Linked DNA regions of Mus musculus: region 2 is linked to region 1. A link is a loop called in an ENCODE intact Hi-C map of the cell type or tissue named here. Cell type or tissue: heart. All regions are shown on one strand.

Region 1 (8,000 bases):
GCGCAGCTTGTGGCTCACGTTCGTCTTGCAGGTGGCTCTTCCTCCACATCACAAGGGGGTCTTGGAGATGATGGGGTGGGGTGGGCTGGGGAAATCTTCCTAGGCTTCTAGGAGATTTCACTCCTCTTTTCCTGTTCAATGGTCTCTTTGGTCGGCAGGGTGTCCTGCTCCTGTGTCCCAGTTTTCTTCAGCTTGGCCTTGTCAAAGCTGGCCATTTCCCCCCATGTCCAGCTTGTCTGCCATTTTCTTACAACTCGTGGATTGTCGTTCTGAGCTCACTTTCCAGTTGCTTCCTCTGCAGCAAGAGACCTATGGGCTGCTTCTTAAACACAACTGAGTCCTTCTCCTCCTGCACCCTTGCCAGAAGCCATCCCTTGCGAGGGGCTGCACTTCAGCATCTCGTCCCATTTTAAGGAGCTCTGTTTGCATACGCGAAGACTTTGACAAGTCGAAGGCCTGGTATACTTGGAGATACACCCAGACTCCCAAGCAACACCTCTCACCCCCTTGACCGGTCCAGGCCTTTGTAGCAAGGAAAAGGTGTGTTAGTGCATACCCTTAATCTCAGGATTTGGGGATATTAAGCAGCCGTACTTGTCATGGATTCATGCCACTGTGGTTTATTTAGTGCGATTTTTTTAAATTGAAAATATTCATGCCTTATTGTTGGATTATATGTTCTTTAAATAAAAAGAAAAAACTACTGCAAAATTAAAAAATGGTTTTGCCAGACTTCCCCACCCCAAAATATTTATACATGTGAATGCCTGCAATGTATGTATGCAAGTGTCTTGGACTTGGAGGAAGAAAAGCTTGTAGGATCTCCTGGAGTAAAACTATAGGCATTCCAGGTCTCACGTGTGTGTTCTGGGAAATGAGCTCAGATCCCCTGCCAGAGCCACAATTCCTCCTAAGCAGTGAGCTCCCTCCATTCTTACAGATTAATAATTATATAAACCATTCCCCCTTCCCTTTTCCTCTGGGAATGGGGAGGCCACCTGAGTATCCCCTCACCCTGACACATCACATTTCTGCAGGACTAGGCATATCCTCTCCCACTGAAGCCAGGCAAGGCAGCCCAGCTAGGGGAATGGGATCCACAAACAGAAAACTGATTGAGATAGTCTCTGCTCAAGTTCAGGGACATACATGAAGACCAAGCTGCCCATCTGTTACATATGTGTGGAGTTCTTCATCTAGACCATGGTAGCTCTGTGTGGTTCTGTCTGTAGAAGCCAGCAAGTGTCCAGGTTAGTTGACTCTGCTGGCCTTTCCACAGAGTTCCTATCCCCTTCAGAGCCTTCGATCTCTCCCTCCCCCCACTCTTCCAGAAGAGTTTCAAGCTCTGTCTAGTGTTTGGCTCTGGGTCTCTGCCTCAAGTTTCAGCTGCCAGGTGGAGCCTCTCAGAGGACCATTATGCTAGGCTCCTGAGTGCAAGCATATCAGAGTATCATTAGTAGTGTTAGGAATTGGTGCTTGCCAATGAAATGGTTTCAAGTTGGACTGGTTATTGTTCGTCCATTCCATCTGTCTCTGCTCCATCTTTGTTCCTGCATTTTATTAGAGAGGACAAATTTTGGGTCAAAACCTTTGCAGGTGGGTTAGTGTCCTGATCCCCCCAAGTGGGGTCCCTCAACAATCAAGCAAAACAAAATTGTTGTGTTGGAGCTCAGTGGGCAGAGTGGTCACCATCCTCACTCCCAAGTCTACTAGGTGGTGGGTCATGCTGGTAATCCCAGCTCCTCAGTGCCATTATCAACTGCACAGCACATTCAAGGGCAGTTTATGATACTTAAGGCCATACATGAACCAAAAGTATTGATACTTTTTTTTTCTTTTTTTTTTTTTTTTTTTGAGACAGGGTTTCTCTGTGTAGCCCTGGCTGTCCTGGAACTCACTTTGTAGACCAGGCTGGCCTCAAACTCAGAAATCCGCCTGCCTCTGCCTCCCGAGTGCTAGGATTCAAGACATGTGCCACCACACCTGGCTGATACTTTTCAATAGAAAATGCACTGGTCAAATCTACCATGCTTCCTTGTCTCTCTGGCTTTTTCCAAAACCAAGAGTCCAGTGTCTTTGCAGAGGCCAAAGAAACTGGATCCTGGGCAGTGGTAGCTCAGGCCTTTATTCCCAGCACCTGAGAGGCAGAGGCAGCTCTGTCTCTGTGAGTTTGAAGTCAGCTTGGTCTATGGAGCAAGTTCCAGCACAGCCAGGGCTACACCGAGAAACTCTTTCTCGAAAAAAAATTAAGGAGAAGGAAAAAGAGAGACACAGAGATACAGAGAGATTTAGAGACAGACAAGGAAAGAGAATGAGAGAGGGACAGAGACAGTCAGAAATAGCGTGTCAATACAAGCAAGCAGGATAAAATGTCCCCTGAGAACACAAGGTTTCCCAGAGGAAACAGATTAAATATGCATTTAGGGCATCATGAAATACAAATGAGTACAGTAAAGGCTCACTCAAGGGGTCTTGGCCTCTAATCATGACATATACTGGGTAGTCAATGAGAAATGCGTTCAACCTCAGTCGTACAGTGAGTTTGAGATCACCAGAACATAAAAAAATACCTGAAGCTGGGGTAATGGCACCTTGTCATCAACCCTGAGTTTTATGTACAAAGCCCACATTGTGAAAAGGCAGAACCAGTTTCTACGTGTTCTTTTCTAATATCCACACGTGGGCTCTGGTAAGATAATAGCCAAATTCATACACACAATAAGGTATGTCATAACAATTTTTCAACCTATTTCCCGTTTTTTTCTTTTTTCTTTTCCCCACAAAGTATTGTGGTTTATTCCCAGGACCTCAAACAAATGTCAACAAAGAGTCTTACAGTGAACCTCACCAGGTCTCATTTTGTTGAATCTGCATTTGCTTTGTGCTTAATCCTAACCCTCTGTAGATGGCAAGAAATCTTCTGTAACACAGATTTTTGCAAACAAGTAAGAACCTAGTCAAGACCATGTAAACTGTCTAAATAGTCCTATAACCCCCAAGGAAATAAAAGCAATCACTAAAAGTCTCCTAACTGAAAAGAAAATCTAAGGGCCAGATGGTTTTAGCACGGAGTACAGAGTTCTACCAGATTTTCAAGGAAGGGCTAATACCAATACTCCTCAAAGTATATCGCACAAAATACAAACAAAAGGAAGATTGCTAAACTCGTCCTATGAGGCAACAGTCGCCCCGATACCTAAACCACAGAACGACTCAAAAGAGAGTTTCAGACCAACTTCTCTCACTCAGCAAAATACTCCCGAGAGACCAAGCCTTTTAGGTTCAGATTCCATCTTAGAGGACCTGATCTAAGGTTGAACTCAAGCTAACTAACAGGCCAGTACCAAACATCAGTTTCCAGATTATTCCCCAACAAATCTGCACCTCCAGATTATAAGCTGACCCTGCCTAACAACCGTGTCAGGAGGGAAACAGAAGCTTAAGTTTATGGCTTGGCTCCCAGCACCAGCCAACTATGTTAAAGAGCATTATGTCCCCCAGTGAGATGCGTACCAGGCTAGATACCCCCTTCCTGCCTCTATAAATGTTTGCCTGAAACTGGCCTCAGGCACCCCTTCCCATTCTCCTGTGTCAGAGACAGTGTGTGGGACCCTAATGTGATTGCATCAGATTCAGTTCCTCGGTGATCTTTTGGGGGTTCATGAATGTTTCCTGGCACATTTTGGTGCATTGGCCAGGAACTCCAAGGCCTCCAGGACCCCCGGGGAAGAGTCTCAATACCTATAATATCTGTCTGAGTCTGTGAGTCTGTCCATGTGTTTATGTATGCCTTTGTCTGTTCATAAACTCTGAGTGGTGCCACATCTGTAATTCTGTTCTGGGGGAAAAAAAAAAAAAAAAAAAAGTCTTAAATCTGCCTTTGTGGCCAAAAGCGGTTAAAGCAGGCGTGCTAGGGGGCCATGGCCACATGGGACCAGAGGACATTCTGAGTCCCTGTCTGGGGTGGGCGTGGGCTCAGAGAGCCACCATCTGGTTACTTTTGTTTCTATCTGAGAGGAGGGGATGAGTTTCTTGTATATGAGCGCCACCTTCTGGTTGTTTTCAGGTAGCGTGTTGAAGTGCAGAGTCCCTGGAATTTTTCTCGTGTTTTGTCTTTGTTGCCTATGCTAAGGGGCAACTTTCTGACAGACGTTTAACATGGGATAGATGCCTTCAACTTCACTATGTTAAAACTAGGGGACAAAATCTTTCTGTCACCATGAGGAAAACTTTTTCTCCCCAGACACCAGGCAGCACCACCACCTTATTCAACCCCTCAGGCAAACAGCAGCTCTGTCCCAGGCAGCCCCACAGCATGCTGGGGAGGGGAGACCTGCTGCAGGAACACAAAGCCTCTGGGGCGGGGTTGAGGGCTGCCTTCTGAGCCTGAGTCCGCTGTCCTACCTTTGCAAACAGCAGGGCCAGTTGGTGATCAAGGAAACCAACCCCACCCATCACTTTTGGCCCTTTGCCACTAGTGACCTTATAACTGAAGAACTCAGAATTCCCCCTTTTCAGTAATTAATCTACTGGAAACAGTCCTCTTTACCCATCAGCCCACTTGGGATGACTGCCAGTAGCTTTTGCAGGAGAGAGAGAGAGAGAGAGAGAGAGAGAGAGAGAGCAGGAACCAGGGGAACTCACTAGCAACCAGGCATCTATTGAGGCTGGCTTTCCCTTAAACCCACCCAGATTGGGACTTCAACACCACTAAAGGTAAAGAGGGACTCTAAGTCTTACCTCCAGTCTCTGTTGGCAGGTCTCAAAGGGGCTGTAAGACAGCCCACCAATTTGGCCAAAGATAAATAAGATATTAGAGACAGAAAGTTCTGCAGCTTTCTTAGAGAGTGTCATAGAGACATTCCAAAGTGAAAGCTGCAGTAGCTCTAGCTTTTATCAACCAGGGAGAATCAGATATTAAAAACAAGCAAACAAACAAACATCCAGAGAGTTGAGAGGTTAAGAGAAAGAATCTGAGAGACTTAATGATAATGCCAGGAGGAAAAATGTTTAATAAAAGATTAAGTGTGGGGCTGGAGAGATGGCTCAGCAGTTAAGAGTACTGACTGCAAGAGACTCCAGGACCTGGCAAAGATCCTGTTGGCAGCCATGGCCAAACCAGAGTACTGAAACAAATGACTTCAGAAACCAACCTGCTTACTCAGGCCTTGGTGCCAGCTAGTGGCCTCCCTGTGTAAGAGATGTCTGAAACAAATGACTTCTAGAAAAAGAGGTAAGGGGGGCCACCCTAAAAATAAAAAATGCCCCCACTTGAAAAAGAAAAAGATGCCCAGGGTAACCCTAAAACTAGAGGGGAACCCACCAGCTTCCTTATAATTAACAGAGCTCAACACTCTATCTTGCTAAAACCTGAAGATAAAGTCTCTTCAACAGCTTATAAATGACTTCATGGTAGCAACAGGAACAAAAAATGCCTAGAGGAGTCCCAGACCTCTTGGAGGCCCAGGGATATTTGGACCATCCATCCTCCACTAAGAAGGCCCTACTATGCCAACCACAGGTGACCTCCCTAGATCCAGGGGGAAATATATTAAGAGAAGGTCAGAAGTGGCTCTCTGAAACCAGAAAGAAATTTCTACACAAGCTTTGGGGTTGCCTGAAGTGACTAAGCCCTTCCATCTCTTCATGAACGAGAGATCTGGGATCCGAAAGGGGTATTGACTCAGACTCTGGCCCTGGCACAAGCCAGTGGCCTACCTGTCACAGAAATGAGACCCAGGAACAACTGTTTGCAAATCATCACAAATGGCCCTCCTGGTCAAAGATGCTAACAAACTGTCACTGGGGCAAAGCCTGTCCATCACCAATGCCAAAATGACACATTACCAGTCTCTCCTCTTAAATGCCCCCAGGATAACCTTTCTGGCCCCTGCTGCCCCAAGCTCAGCTACCCTGCTGGCTGACCTGGACCTCAAGGGGCCTCTGCATGACTGCTCAGACATTTTGGCCCACATCCACAGGACCAGACGAGATCTTCAGGATTTCCCCCTTGACGGATGCAGAGGTAACATGGTTCGCCAAATGCAACAGCTTCATTCAGGATGGACAGAGGTATGCTGGGTCAGTGTGGTCTCAAACACACACACAAGTTGCTTATCATAGAGCTAAGCTCAGTACTGATAGAATTTGCCCTGAGCCTCAGAGCTAGGTCAGTTCATTCCTCTGTTGGATAGAAGCCATCCCACAAAATACTAACAACAGATAAGGTCGCTGAGCCCATGGAAAAGTGAGACACAACTGAACCAAGAACAAGGAAATACCAAACAGGTTCCTGTTGGCTAAGACCAGCTGCCCCGGCTGCTTTGTCAGTCATTGCTGGTTATAGCCTTCCTTTTTCCAAGTGTACCCATCTTACATACAACCTTCACAGGGAAGTTAGTCACTGAAACGTGTCTGCTTCTGATAGCACTAGTCCAGAGTGAGCCCTTTCTTCCTTAGAGCTTCCTCCAGGTGTCCAAATCCTCAAACACTTCAGACACCGTCTCCCTGAGCTGTACTGCTGTCCCTCCCTGTAAGGAGCAGGAGACCTAGTTTCTTCCTTTCTTTTTGTTAAATATTATTTTATGTATGTTAGTACACTGCAGCTGTCTTCAGACACACCAGAAGAGGGCACTGGATCCCATTACAGGTGGTTAGGAGCCACCATGTAGTTGCTGGGAATTGAACTCAGGACTTCTGGAAGAGCAGTCTGTGCTCTTAACTGCCGAGCCATCTCTCTCTCCAGCCCAAAGCCTAGTTTCTTAAGTACAGCTATGTTCCAGCCTCTGGCAGGAAGGTCTTCATAAACCAGAGTCCTAGGAGAAAGCCCCATAGTACAGTGTCCTGACCTCACTCCTTCGGGATTGTCTTGAAGGCAGCTGAAACACCCTGCCTGGCAGCTGGCAGTACAGGTCTGCCACAGAGCTGGGGACCTGATTTCCATCCCCAGCATCCAAAACATTTCTCAGACTAGCCCTAGAGTTTCTGTTTGCCTAAGTCTATATCTTTCATACTAATTGTTTCAATTTAGCCACTCCACAACGTATAAATATTTCAAAATATCAACTATACCAACAAATAGATACAATTTCATATCAACAAATAAGTTCTTCAAAATTCTCTTGTTTATTTACTCATCTTTATTTTATGTGTGTGAGCTGCCTGTATGTGCACCATAAGAGTGCCTAGTGTTGGGGACTGGAGAGATGGCTCAGCCGTTAAGAGCACTGACTGCTCTTCCAGAGGTCCTGAGTTCAATTCCCAGCAACTACATGGTGGCTCACAACCATCAGTAATGGGATCTGATGCCTTCTTCTGGTGTGTCTGAAGATAGCAACAGTGTACTCACATACAATAAATAAATAAATCTTTAAAAAAAAAAAAAAGAGTGCCTGGTGTCAGAAAAGGGTAGGAGAGGGAGGGCACAAGGGCATCAGATCCCCTAAAATTAGAGTTATACATAGCCTTGAGCTGCTATGTGGGAATTGAACCTTGTTCCTGTTCAAGAACAGCAACTGCCCTTAACAGCTAAACCATCTGTCTACCTGCCTGCATTTAACATTTTGCAATTAAATGTGTGTCTATGTGTGTTCATGTGTGTGCACATGCATGTGTATGTGTGTGTGTGTGTATGTGTGTGTGTGTGTGTGTGTGCGCGCGCGCGCGCGTGCACATGAGTGCAGGTGCCCTGGAAGCCCAGAGATGCCCTATACCCCTGGAGCCAGGGTTACAGTTGGCATAACTACTGAGCCATCTCTCTAGCCCCAGGAGTCTGCACTTCTAACAAGTTATTGTGAGTGTTCTATGCCAGAGACAAAGATGGATTTTGCTAGCTATAAAGCTGGAGGAACCTCAACTCAGGGGGTCTCACCTCAGCTGCAGCAGGGATCTTGACTGCTACTGCACAAAGACTTTGAGGAGATATTAGAATGAAAAAGATAGTTCATTAAGCAGAAATACAAGGCACACTTAAAATATTATGTGGCTTAAGGAGAATGAGC
Region 2 (8,000 bases), 190 kb before region 1:
GCTTCCTATGAACCTACACTTACACAGCGGTAAAAGGATTTTTATACCATGCACAAGGACTTCAAAATCCTGAAATCAGGATAAATCTAACAAAGCATGGCTGATATGGGCAAGACAGGAAGGAGCTGAAGAAAGCCTCCATGGCTGGGGAGATACTCTTGTCCCTGGATTCAGAGATTGTTAAAGAGTCCGTGGTTCCCAACTGTATCTAAAGATTCAATGACATAAGAAACAGCAACCCAAACTCATGTTTTTATAGAACCCACAGAGTCTAAATTTACATGGAAATTTTGAGAGGAAAGGGAATTAATTCAAGAGTAAGCTCAAAACTTAGAATCAGCTATAGACATATAGGATAAAAATGTAGCCTAGAATAAGCCCCAGTATAGCTCATAAACGATTGACAGCATAGCATCAAAGTAATTCAAATAAGAACTATATTTTTTTAAAAAAATGAAAGAGAAGAATACCAGTTTAGCATAAGAGAGATCTTGATCCTTATCCCCACATGACACACAAACATGTAAAAGCAAAACTTAGAATTTTCTGAAAGATGATATTCGCACCCAGAGGTAGGTCAATAGACGGAAAGCTTGTTCCACCCACATCCCCATTCATGGGCCAAAGCCCTGCCTTTAGGATGATGGTATTTAGATGTGGGCACTTGGAATGTCCCTAGGGTTAAATCAGGGTGGGTGCCCTATGGTGTAGTTAATGCAAGTGGTGGGAGGGGCAGGAGCTTTTCTACATTTGCTTTTTCTTAGTTTTCAATTCACTAATCCTTGGAGGGCTGGGGGTGGAGACATGTTCTAGTTTCCCACAAGAACCCCGAGCAGTGCAGAGTTTCCTCTCATGGGTGGAGTCTGTGGCGTTGGCATGCTGTCTCCAGGAGAGCTCTCAAGCACTAGCCAGCATTAGTGTGATGAGGCTCTGGGACCCATTAACCATATCTACCATAGTCAGGGCTTTAGAGAATGGTGCCGTGAAGTCGGAGAAAAGAAGAGATAATACAAAAGGACAGAAAGGTGAGCAGAAGCCATGCTGTTAAATGCCAGCATCAACAAAGTTGGTTAGATTAGACATTGCATCCTCTAGTTGACGGAGATAGATAAAGGACTCGTATCCACTCATTTGTGATATCCCAAACTATGCTACCCGTTTCCATATGCCCAGCCCCAGGAACACGAAAACTCAGTGCTGATTTTATTACTGCTCACACCGCCCATGTCTGCCCACAGACTCATTCTCCCATTTCTAGACTACCTGAGGTTCTCATCACAGCAGCTGATGTGCGAGAATGACAATAGTTGTTCCATGGTTGGGTGAGGACCACAGCCACACCCAGGATGCCTCTGCCCGACCTCTGCATCTCTGTCAGGTTCTCTCTATGAGCAAAGGGCAAAACAGGACAGACTCATTCCTCCATTGCCGATGCTATGTGCACAGAGGCAGGACCCCCAGGACAAAGATCTCCCATGAGAGCAGGAAAAGGATTTACAGCATCTTCGTTTGGTTGTCATCTGAATGGGGGTGTCATGAACCCATCAGTGTCCGCAGTTGCAACAGTCACTCAAGAAAACCAAGAGAAGCCAAAGGTCTACACGGTATTCACTATGCCCTTTGAAGGCTGCGATGGTGTAAGTCTTCACCATCCAGAGGGTGTTATTAGCACGGGAAATAGGAGACCGCTGGATAACTGTGTTTGAAACTACACCTCCATTAAGATAGTTATGGAACGAGTTTATTGGAGAAGAACTTCAGGTCTTGGACTGAATTTATGGAAATGTTTATCTTAGCCAATAATGAGTGTGTCAGTGTCTCTCTCTCTCTCTCTCTCTCTCTCTCACACACACACACACACACACACACACACACACACACACACACACTTTCATCAGTTTGGATCTGTTCTGAAATAATGTAACAAACAACGGGTTTGGTTGTATCTTTTCCATTTACTCTAGTTAGTATCCTTATCATACAGGGCTGCAGAGAAGGCTCAGCATTTAAGTTACTAGCTGTTCTTTCAGAGGACCCTGGCTTTGCTCCCAACGCCACGTCATGATTCACAACCCTCTTGTAGCTCCAGCCCCATGGGATCTGTTACCTTCTTCTGGCCTCCACAGGCACTACACACACATGATGCACAGACACACATCCAAACACTTAGGCGCATAAAATAAAAATAAGTAATATCTCCAAAAGTTTTTTTTAATATTCTTATGATTTAAAAAATATTATCCTCCTCAAACCCCCAGCTTCTGCTACATGGCACTCAGTCAGGTTGGAAGACACCAACAAGGTCTGGGAGCCAGGAAGTCAAGCAAGGGGGTGGAGAGATGGAAGAGAAAGAGAAGCATGGGAAGAGAGATGAAACAGAAGATGTGAGTAGTGAGGAACAGCCCAAGGTGAGTGGCCTCTGCTGCCACCTGAGGACCATGGGGTCTGTGCCAATGTCCATGGCCCATGTTACCTCCAAAAACTATGTGGATATCTCTGGTCTGGGCTACCACTTGGGGCCATGTTGCTGCCCATTGGGGTAACCTACCCCCACCCATATTGTATCAACTGGCTATGAAAGTGTGTCCCTGTAATCTCAGTTGTTAACTGCTGGGCTGGCGGTGCCTGGGGCTGGCAGGATATACGGCATCGTCACTTCTATAGCTTGCTTTCTATACGGAAACATTGGTTGCCTCCTTGCCTTCCCCAAAAGATGATTCTCTGAGATTAGCATGTTAGAAAGCAAGCTGCCATGAGAGAGGTCACTTAGCCCTCGATCTGCTCAAAAGGCCACTCTAAGAGATGGACGGCACCTAGGCCAGCATCAAACTTGCCTCCACCTCTGCCAGCAAATCCTACCCAAAAGGCGAGGCTCCAGGACATCTATGGGGGCAAAATCAGCAGAGACTCCTAGCAGTTGGGGGATGTGGATCCTGAAGTGGCCACTTCCTGTAGCCAGGCAGGACTCCAAGGGGAGGGACAAGGACAGCAACCATCCCACAAAACCTTTGACCCAAACTCTGTCCTGCCTACAGGATGTGCAAGGACAAAGATAGGGCAGAGATGGAGGAAATGGCCAACTAATGACTGGCCCAAATTGAGACCCATTCCAATGGGCAAGAACAAATCCCCGACACTATCAATGATATTATGTTTGCAGATAGGAGCCTAGCATGACTGTCCTCTGAGACTCCACCCAGCAGCCAATGGAAAGAGATTCAGCCAGCTTAGACAAATTGGTGATCTCCGTGTTTATTTAGTAAGAGATCCAGGGTCGACGAGGCCTCTACACACACAGATATACATCCATACCCACATGAACATATACATACAGCACACGGATGTGAAAATTAAATAATTTAATTATATCGTTAAGAAGTTTGCCCAACTCTGATGATACTGCAAACCTCTGCTCACCTCGTTTGTAGTACATTCCATTGTCCACTAGAGGGCACACGCTGCAAATTAATGAAGGCTTGAAACACCGGACTAAAATCCAATCCAAGATTGCCAATGTTAAATGAGTATGTCACCTTATTAAAATTCTGTCATACTTACTGAAAAAAAAAAAGGTTGCCAGCCTCTACTACAGATACAGTGAGACCATATAGAAACAGCCATGGTGGCAGAAATTATCAAGCTTGGTCTGGCTACTGGACTGCTGTTCTGGGTCTGAATATCCCTAATGTCCCCAAGGTCCATATCCTAAGAGCTTGGTGTCAGGGACACGTAACTAGGAGGTAAGTGGACTGTGAGACGTGAGGAACAGTAGGAGATTGCTGGTCACTAAAGGTGTGACCTTGAAGAAAAGTGCTCTTGCTCTCTCCCCCGCCGGGTGTGTGTGAATGCGTTTGTGTGTGTGTGTGTGTGTGTGTGTGTGTGTGTGTGTGTGTGTGTGTGTGTATGTGTGTGTGTGTGTGTTGCTCCTACACACACTAGATGCCAAACAAATGACTTCACCTGACCACACACTTGAACCCCCAAAACTGTTCTTTGTAAAGTTAGCAGTGTCCCTGGCATTTCACTGTATTAATGCAAAACTAACTAATCAACCCATAAATTGTAAACAACGAAGGCCAACATGGAGGTCCCCTGTTGCAGTACCACCCTCCAAGGATGCCAGTAACCTTGGGTAATAGCTGGAACCTTGAATCCAGTGCTCTTGGTCTAAGCACGTGTCGCTCCTGCCCAGAGTGTCTTCACTAGCCATGGGTTGGTTCAAAGTCATGCTCAAAAATAAGACGAGGCAAAAAGGGTACATGAGCTGTAAATATTAAGTTTTATCTTAAAGTGGTATCAAGATACCTTCCTCTCCTCACCCTAACCCCACCCATCCAGGATATATATGATCCAGCTCCATGAAACAGCACCCTTGTTACACATATGGGACCATGCTAGTTAGACCAAGGAACCTTTGCACAACTAAAGAAGAAAACACCAGGCACAATGGAACCCACTAGTCAAAATATGTGCCACGCCACATAGGACTGATAGTGGCAGTAAGGTCACCTCTGCAAGCTGGGGAGTCCAAGGGCTCAGGCCAAGAACCAAAAAGTGGAAAGTCCTCCATGAGTAAAAGACTTGCCTCGAGAGCTCAAAGATGGAATCAGGCATGGCCCCGGCCACTATCATTCTCACAGGCTCACTGAGGGCATTGGCTCCCCACACCTGCAACTCTAGACGACAGGCATCACACAAAACAGGATGAAGCTTGCACAAGGGTACAAAGCATGAGTTTCCCTGGCCATGGACAGGATGGCTGCCCCTCTAGTCTCCTGATGTACATGCCAACAGACCTTCAAAGAAAGGATTCACCATGTTGCCAGGAGCAACACTCGTCATCATGTGAAAGGGGCAGATGGGTGTGGCCGCAGAGTGGAGACAACCAGGAGTGAGCTTATAACTGGATGTCTCTAGGTGTTTCCATCCCAAATTTAACTATAAATAGGTAACATATAGTCAGAATGGCCTGCCCAGGAGACAATAAAATGAGATTAAGACTCTCAGGAATTAGGGTTTCGTCATTCTGCCAGACCAGCCAAGACACTGACTGAAATGGGAAGAGTCCACAGTGAGCTGTAGAGAAAGGAGGTGGTGGGCCATTGGTCTCAAGACCATCTGCAGCAGTGGGAGCCGTGAGCCCCTCTGGGGCCATCAAAAATCCTGGCAAGCCTGTGACAAGCTGGCGTGACCTCATCTCAGATGACTCTGGGCTGCGTCAGGTTGATAATTAAAGCTAACTAGGACACTCCACAGCCAACTGCAACCCAGAACTGTAACCTGGGAGTCTGCTTTAAGGGTTGCCCTGGTGTTTCTGATCATCACAAGGTTGGAAACCACTGGTTTAGGTCACTCTCTTGTACTGAGTCGTTTAGACTAATGTCTCCGTGAACTTCTGTGAGCAGAAAGTGAAATTTCAAGATCTCTCCCAATATCACAAGTCTAACATCCAGCTAATTCCTCATCACTGACTAATAGGCATTAAAAAAAAAAAAAAAAAAAAAGCTTGACTTGAAATTATCATAGAGTGACTATTCATTACCAGAAGAATTGAACATGGTCATTTCTGAAAGTGACTATACTTCGTGAAAGACGAGTCATGGTGGCTCGTGGGGGGCTGGGTGTTGGGGGTGGTGTCACTCTATTAATCAGAATAGTCAGAAGATGATGCTGTAGCAACAAACACCAAAACCTGTGATTCGAGACCCTGGAGTCAGTTATAAAGTCATCTCCGCAGAGTTGGCATCCAACCCAGAACTCAGCAGGGGGCGGGGTTCCTCCTAGTGTTCCCCTATCTCAACACTAGGCTTAGAGTTCATCCCCACTGCCGGGCACTCTCTAGCATCAATTGTATCATCCTACATAAGAAGTCATTGAAGGGCAATCCTGCTATATGCTCAGACCCCAACTGCACATTAGGGAAACCAGCAGTGGCTACAATAGTTAAATAAAATGTATAGGATATATGAAAGTAGAAAGGAAAATATATGTGTGTGTGTAGTGGTATACATTTGGAATTTGTTTGGGTTTTTTTTTTAAAGATTTAATTATTTATTTTATGTATGTGAGTATACTGTTATGTCGCTGTCTTCAGACGCACCAGAAGAGGGCATCAGATCCCATTACAGGTAGTTGTGAGCCACCATGTGGTTGCTGGGAATTGAACTCAGGACCTTTGGGAAGAGCAGTCAGCTCTTAACAGCTGAGCCAGCTCTCCAGCCCTTCTTTGTTTCTTTACATCATTGAGGGCACAAGTTATTTTGAATAATTTACATTTTTATTTTACATTAAGTTTGCATCTTTATTGTAAAGGAGTCTAATGTAAAAACTCAGTCTCAGGCCTGAAAGGTAACCACGTGTATTTTAAATCCACGCTGGCATTCCTGCTTGCACTTACTTCTGTGTTTGTTCTGCTCATCGATGTAGATTTTATTTGATCTCTAATGACTTTGGTTCAAATTTCAGGGCAGGAATTTCTCTTTGGGTCTCAGTTATTCCATCTCTAAAACAAAGACATTGGGAGAAGTCGCCTCTAACATGCCTTTCAGCAGAGGGTGTGCAAATGAAGACCCTTAGCTGTTATCTACTCTTGCCTTCTCCTTTCCTCCACAACTGCACCTAGGACCATTAATACCTGGCAGAATAGACTTTGAACCAGCCTCCCCAAGTCTACAAGAAGGGCCCAGAGCAGCTCACAGTGCTCAGACACACCAGTGGTGTCATTCAGAGTCTACAATTGCATCCACTGTGATGTGCAAGCATCATTACAGCCCTGAGACCCTGGCCAGAATCACAGAATTCCTGAAATTCTGCCTTTGAATGCAACACTGAAAGCCACTTCCTCCAGTATATTCCAAAAGTTTTAGGACTTATTATTATTATTATTATTATTATTATATTTCTTCATTTAGTTTTATGTGTCTTTTGCTTGTATATGTGTGTGAATTGCAATTCAATGTGTGTGTGTGTGTGTGTGTGTGTGTGTGTGTGTGTGTGTGTGTGTGTACGCTTGGTACTCACAGAGGCCAGATCGCCTAGATATTAGAGTTACAGATGATTGTGGACCTCCACGTGGGTGCCAGGAATCAAACTCAGATCTTCTGCAAAAGCAACAAGCACTCTTAACCTCTGAAACATCTCGTCAGCCCCAGGATTTCTTGCTTACCCTGTCACTAAGGGCAGCTCCTGGAACATATTATAGACTTGCTATTTGCGTGAGTCTAAACCTCACCTCCACTCCCCTTTTATGACATGTTTTAGGAAATCACCGTCTGCTTCCCCAGCAGCTGAGAAATTATTGCCTAATGAGAGACTCCAGCCCATTGTTTTTACCCAGAGACAGACATACCTGGAGGACCCTGGGGTTGAACTCTATTCAATCTGTTAACACAGCAACTGAGGGGCAGCAAGATGGAAAACCAAGGACGTAAACATCAGCACAGGACAGAAAACATACGTTCCAATGACAGCCGCCCTCTAAGCTGTAAACTGACTTTTGCTTAACGGGACATTTATGCCCACTTTTAAAGTCCTGCTTTGCAGATTGGGCAAAGGCAAGATTTTCTGAATCCAGTGTTTCATGGTTTAGATTTTCTGCACGGAAGTCAGCAGGGGGCGTATGTGTTCCTTAACTCAGCCTGGGCAGCAGAGTCTGGAGCTGATTCTGCACTGGAGTAAACACTGAGGCGTATTAAGGCTCTGCCGTTACCCCTTCTTGACAACATAGAGAATGGTCTAGTAGATATATCCTCAAGCAAAAGAGGAACTTGGCAGTAAATGGTACACAGAACAGTGTGTATAAATCCTTCCATTGCCACTGTTAGACTAAGACCCAGAGGCAGCCTGAGACCTACAAGTAAAAAACACCACCACAAGCCCAAAGGGTGAGCTGGGCTCACCATCAATCAGAGTCCTTCAAAAATTCTATTAGCAACACCTTGCTCTCTGTCTTAGTTGCGGTTACCATTGTTGCCATGAAACACCATGACCAAAGAAACTTG

The links. A loop is a pair of places that touch in the nucleus more often than their neighbours do. Peaks named below come from ENCODE experiments on the same cell type or tissue, not always from the same donor. Only the 100,000 strongest peaks of a DNase experiment are listed, where the experiment ranks them.
Region 2: a loop joins it to region 1, with 8 times the contacts of the local background. A loop is called at or near these places in 34 of 42 quality-filtered maps.

The regions. Positions count from the first base shown.
Region 1 is chr7:46,959,467-46,967,466 of GRCm38, reverse strand. The region is part of intron 1 of Gm39012 (a long non-coding RNA gene); the gene reads right to left. It also overlaps the pseudogene Gm19248. Among named protein-coding and RNA genes, the nearest start is that of Uevld, 4.9 kb to the right of the region's middle. In heart, a CTCF peak has its summit at 4,056 (motif pointing left); DNase peaks (open chromatin) are centred at 4,026 and 4,386; H3K4me3 peaks cover 428 bases; H3K27ac peaks cover 1,281 bases; H3K27me3 peaks cover 340 bases.
Region 2 is chr7:47,146,251-47,154,250 of GRCm38, reverse strand. No RefSeq gene overlaps it. Among named protein-coding and RNA genes, the nearest start is that of Ptpn5, 18 kb to the right of the region's middle. In heart, CTCF peaks have their summits at 3,437 (motif pointing right) and 7,607; no DNase peak of the experiment used is centred here.